2 separate regions of the Homo sapiens genome follow, and region 1 is linked to region 2. Evidence: chromatin contacts called from ENCODE Hi-C or POLR2A ChIA-PET data. All regions are on one chromosome and are shown on one strand. The core of a region is the stretch at or near the end of the contact, and the rest is flanking DNA. Distances in the headings are between cores, read along the strand shown.

The links. Hi-C counts contacts between places; a loop is a spot of excess contacts on that map. ChIA-PET counts read pairs that join two places held with the same protein, here RNA polymerase II (POLR2A). Pooled maps may share reads with other maps.
Region 1: a loop to region 2 is called in a map of gastrocnemius medialis, with 10 times the contacts of the local background. The contact joins two enhancer-like sites. A Hi-C loop is called at or near these places in 1 of 168 maps with a recorded cell type or tissue (gastrocnemius medialis) and 2 of 50 pooled maps. POLR2A ChIA-PET finds 5 or more read pairs at or near these places in 1 of 52 experiments (BJ).

Annotation. Positions count from the first base shown.
Region 1 is chr21:38,905,887-38,908,646 of GRCh38, forward strand. The region is part of intron 2 of ETS2-AS1 (ETS2 antisense RNA 1); the gene reads right to left. Among named protein-coding and RNA genes, the nearest start is that of ETS2-AS1, 31 kb to the right of the region's middle. RefSeq lists an enhancer at 1,090-1,629. Within about 2 kb of position 1,330, at least 27 of the 41 ENCODE cell types and tissues checked have a DNase peak (open chromatin) inside an H3K27ac peak, as active enhancers do; they include gastrocnemius medialis, where a contact is called at or near this core.
Region 2 is chr21:37,565,976-37,568,675 of GRCh38, forward strand. All of the region lies in intron 1 of KCNJ6-AS1 (KCNJ6 antisense RNA 1), which reads left to right. The region is part of intron 1 of LOC105372798 (a long non-coding RNA gene); the gene reads left to right. Among named protein-coding and RNA genes, the nearest start is that of KCNJ6-AS1, 49 kb to the left of the region's middle. Within about 2 kb of position 1,401, at least 5 of the 41 ENCODE cell types and tissues checked have a DNase peak (open chromatin) inside an H3K27ac peak, as active enhancers do; they include gastrocnemius medialis, where a contact is called at or near this core.

The DNA.
Region 1 (2,760 bases), core at 80-2,579, 1.3 Mb after region 2:
TGGATTTAGAACCAGCTGCAGTCCTTTAACAACCTCTCTGACCCTCATTATCCATGTGGCCTTTGGCAACCTCTGTGAGCCTCAGTTTTCTTGTCTTCCCCCGCTATGGGGATGTCAGAGGCAACTCCAGGCGGTAACACACTGGAAAATGCTGCAAGTCCACAGTACTGGGTGGAGAGAAATTTATTGTTATTATTGTTGTTCTCTTTCACCCCAAATGGACAGCTTGATCTTTCCCTTAGGGAAACGCTTTCAAATAAAGTGATTATGTTTTGGAGACCTAGCAAAATGGATTTGGATAACTTCCATCAGGAGGGAGGAAGAGAGCCGGTGGCCTTTTGTTATGAGACCACAGGTAACCAAATGTTTGAAGGAAGGCGCCACGGAAGCCCCCTACCCCGCACACAGCTCTGGTTATCCACAAAGCCCCCACAAATGCTCACTGGTGGCCTGTACCGCTAAGAGCTTCTGTGCTGGCCCTCCCTAGCTGTCTGCCCTTTTTTTTTTTTTTTTTTTTTTTTGAGACGAAGTCTTGCTCTGTCGCCCAGGCTGGAGTGCAGTGGCGCGATCTCGGCTCCCTGCAAGCTCCACCTCCCGGGTTCACGCCATTCTCCTGCCTCAGCCTCCCGAGTAGCTGGGACTACAGGCGCCCGCTACCACGCCCGGCTAATTTTTGTATTTTTAGTAGAGACAGGGTTTCACCATGTTAGCCAGGATGGTCTCAATCTCCTGACCTCATGATCCGCCCGCCTCGGCCTCCCAAAGTGCTGGGATTACAGGCGTGAGCCACCGCGCCCCACCGCGTCTGCCATTCTGCTGAGATATCTATGTGCCTCATCACACAAAACCCCACCGTAGCCCTGAGCGGTCCTGGGTGCATAAATGCCCCGCTTACTTGGGAAGACGCATCTTGGTGGGGTAAGGCCTTTTCCACTTCCCCATGGCCAGGAAGACAAAGGACTAGGCCCAGAAGCCCCCGTGCCTAACATGGTGCCGTGCTGCCACTCATGAAGGCATCAGAGCATGCATGCCCTCACTGCACAGGTGGGGACCCAGAGCCCCCAAGAGGAGAAACGATTTGCCCAGGCCACCCTGGCAATCAGTGACCTGAGACCAGTTCCTACTCCTAGATCAAGGTCCCTTGGCTACTCAGACCTTCTCAAGAAGAAATTCTTGTTCAAATGGACTTTTCCCAAGTGCAGCCTGCTGTGTGCTCCAGGGCAGCCCTCCCACGGTGATTGGTTAACCCCGGGCTCTTCGTGTCAGGTGATTTACCCCACAGCCAGCTAATCTCACCTTTCCTAGACTCTCCCTTTCTTGGCCCACGTGCTGCCCGAGTGACACACTCAGTGCTGTAAATGAGGATGTCACGGTGTGTTCTCAGGTTTTACTGGAAGTGCAGCCCTTAACAAACAGTCTAGTAAACAGCCAGCCCAGGCAGTGCACACGTCAGCAGCCCTGCTCCAGGGCTCCAACGTCAGCAAAGGCGGGGCCCAGGCCTGGAAGCCAAAGCCCTTTCCAGCACCCCTCCTGTCACTGGGCCAGCCCCGCCTGCCTGCTGACTTCTGGAGCTCCCACACTCAAAACTGGGATCTGGGAGTTGTGCTCCCAGGCGACCACATTCCCTTCAGGGGTTGTGCAGAAAAACTGAACCAGAATATGGATAAAGATGCAGAAAATTGAGACTCTAAACTGAAATTGCATGAATGGCAGCCGGAACGTTTATTTCGTGCCTCAGTAACACAGGTCTCCTGTCTACACTGGTCCCATTTAAGATCTCCTTGCTAACTCATGACAAGTAAGAATGGTTTGCTTGTAAAAATCACAGTTCAGCAACAGTCCATAGGAGGACTAAATAATTTATTGAAAGAAAGAAGTGAAAACTCTTCAATAGAAATGTGAGGATGGGCACTCAAATTGGCTTCTTTAAAATATCAGCGAGAACGAAAATGATGACACTTAAGCACCGAAGCTACTACAATGTTTTGATAAGGGGTGAAAGGAGCCTTCTCCCTTTTATCAAAAAGTTCCCCATCTGTCGGCCCTGCAGAGGATCATGCTGATGGGAAACGGGCTACTAAGTAGGACCTGAAAGTGAATGTTGTCCTGAGTTCCAAATCAAACCACCAACAATAAATAACAAGTAATCATAACAATTACTATTGATTTAGCCTTGTTGAGACTCAGAAACCAATACCCCAAAATAGAGGGTTTTAACATGTCGAATTGAGGAAGCCTCAAGGTCTCTCTGACCTTCCCCTATACACACCGTCTTTCCCAAAGAAGCTGAAGTTTCTTTATCTGCCTAAGATCCAGACCTTCCAAGGAGAGCAATTATTCTTTCTTCCCCTTCCCACTTATCTTCTTATCTATGGCAGAAAAGAAGACCAAGGTGTGACCTGACCCGAGAAGACTCCAAGTATCATCTGAATTCCAAAGAAAGCTACTTACAAGGTTATTTCTGTTCTCCCATCCAATCATTCTCCCTGGCAATCATTTATTGCCCCTCAATCGAATTCCTCTTCTTCCCATTCCCATAACCTGTTTTACCGGAATCCAAACCCCCATACGTTCTGTAACCCCACAATGGTACATAAGTTTCTGTAACTCATTGGGAAGTTGGGGCTTCATTCTGAAGGCTTCTGTGCATACACGTTAAATAAGTTTTATGCCTTTTCTCCCATTAATCCATCTGCCTTATGCCTCTCAGCAGAACTTTAGGGGTCAAGAGCCTGTGGCCCCTACAGCCTTAACCCACTA
Region 2 (2,700 bases), core at 151-2,650:
CAAAGTGAAGTTACAAAGGTTACACACTATGCAAACGTCTGATTAGTTGTGGAAAGCAACCAATCAGCGGCTAAAGTGAAGTTACAAAGTTACACTTCTATGTAAACAAAGACTTAGCCTGCAATCAGTCTGTCTGGTTGTAGAAAATGGGAAAGTATGGAGGGTTTATCTCTGGTCCTTTTGTTACTTTGTTGTGGAAAGTTGGGGTTTTCCTTTTGATTTAGTTCTAGGAAGTCAACATGAGTTGGCCTTAGGTTCCCTGCTTCTAGACCCCATTCTCCTGCCTCAACAGGGTCTTACTATGTTGGCTAGGTTGGTCTTGAACTCTTGGCCTCAAGCAGTCCTCCTGTCTCGGCCTCCCTAAGTGCTAGGATTACAGGCGTGAGCCCCCACGCCTGCAGAGGAGACTTTATTTCTTATAAGGGGTTATAGGCTGCAGGGTGGCCATCCTGTAGGCTGGGAAGAGCCTCCTTCAAAGACCAGAGACAGGCCCTCTGGGGGAAGAAGGGGTAAGTCAGAAATTTAAGTTGAACATGTTGACCAAATGTACATATTCAACAGATTATCAGAGGAGATGTGAGTATTTATGAAGGGGGTCCTGACACATGCATATTGAACAAACATGCATGTAACATACAACCCATGTTCATTTGGGGTGGAAAATAACATTTGAATGTATTACAATTAGCCCCTATAGGTCAAAAGTTCCTTTTGGGACACAAAAGCACTCAAGTGTGCACCCTCTGTAAACTGGCTAGGACTAGTTCATGATTGGATTGGTGGTGTCTCATCTAGAGAAAGTTACTGACATCAGTGTCTTGTACAATCAAAGGTGTAGTTATGGCTGGGCAGTTAGTCTGTGCCTTATCTGCGTGAGCTGCAAATTGTTTTAATATTGCTTATCCTGAGACCAGTGCTTATTTAGACGGTAGAGAAAAAGAAAAATTCTGTGGCTGTTAGAACAGAATTTATTCTTTAAGCATAGAGGTGAGTGATTCAACCCTTGCTTGGTGTAAGGAACATGGTTGTGCTTTGGTCAAGGATAGGCCAAGGTGGGATGTTTACATCCTGCGTGACTCAGGGAGTTTAGAGCGCAGGCGTATAACTCCACTTGTTATCGCATCCACGGAGCCATAACATGGGAAGGCCGTCCCTTGGCATTAAGCCACTATTGTCTGTAAAAGGTATAATTGCCCTGCCGACACTGTACAGGTGCTGGCACCCAGAGAAAGAGAGAGAGCCAGAGCTGTCCATCTTTGCAGATGGACAGAGGGGAACCAGGACACAGCTTGGCTCACTGGCGCCCAGAGAGAGACAGAGTTAAGCTGCCAACCTTGAAGGCAAGGGAGAGCTGGCTGCGCAGCTGTGTGTGTGGGAGCTACCAGACTAAGCAGCCGAGACAGGGCGGACAGTGTGAGAAAGCTGTTGATGAAAGCTGCTGTTGAATAAAACCATATTCACCTGCCTACCACCCCATGACTGTTCTTTCTGCTCATCTACCCACTCCCTTTGGACCTCAGCATGGGCTGGAACCTGACCCCAAGTGTGACATTTGGCATAGTTGTGAGCCTGACACCTGGCGTGGCCATAGGTCTTATTTATAGTTTGATGTCTTATTTATAGTGTGATATCTTATTGTCACAGAATCTGTTGTCCTATGATCTCTATTTTAGCATTAATGCTCATCAGCTGTGTCTAAACCGCAAAATGGGAGGCATTAACGAGGCATGTCTGCCTGCCCATCCTGTCATGGCTGGGAACTCAATTTTTAAGGTTTTTCAGGGGTCCCTTTGGCCAAGAGAGGGCTCGTTTAATTTGTGGGGAGGACTTAGGATTTTATTTTTAGCTTACACTCTGAAGCTCCTGCTCACATCCAATTGTATGAAAACAAGCTTTTCATGTATTTCGTCTAGTAATTTTTTTAAATTTTTTGTTTTTGCAGCAGAAGGATTCCTCTGGTTCTCCATCACGGCCAGAAGCATAATTTGATGACAGCATTTTTTTTTTTTTTTGAGACAGAGTCTTGCTCTGTCACCCAGGCTGGAGGGCAGTGGTGTCACCCAGGCTGGAGGGCAGTGGTATGACCTTGGTTCACTGCAACCCCCACCTCACAGGTTCAAGTGATTCTCCTGCCTCAGCCTCCTGAGTAGCTGGGATTACAGGTGTACGCTGCCACTCCCAGCTAATTTTTTGTATTTTAGTAGAGACGGGGTTTCACCGTGTTGCCCAGGCTGGTCTTGAACTCCTGAGCTCAGGCAATCCACCCACCTTGGCTTCCCAAAGTGCTAGGATTACAGGTGTGAGCCACCGCGCTCAGCCGATGACAGCATTCTTTTCGATCATTTTCTTTTCTGCTGTTCAGACACTGCTAATGGCTTGTAGTTTCCCGTGATACTAATGAGACAGGCTAGTTTATTAGTGTTTTGTTCTCTTTTTTCTATCTCCTCCCCATGCCCATTCTGAGCAGATAGCTGTACTCTTCACATGTCCTTGCTTCAAGAAACTGGTTGAAGACCACCCTTCGTCCAGCCTTGTGTGAGTCTGAGCTTGTTGAAGAGACTTTGCCACAAGTTTAGTGGTGGGAGAGGGGGAAAAGGAGTGCTTTTGAGGTCTGGGAAGGAGAAGAAGATATTTTAGAACCGACTCTCACACCTCGTGCCTCCCAGCAGGGCCTCGAGGGTGTGGTGAGACACCAGGACC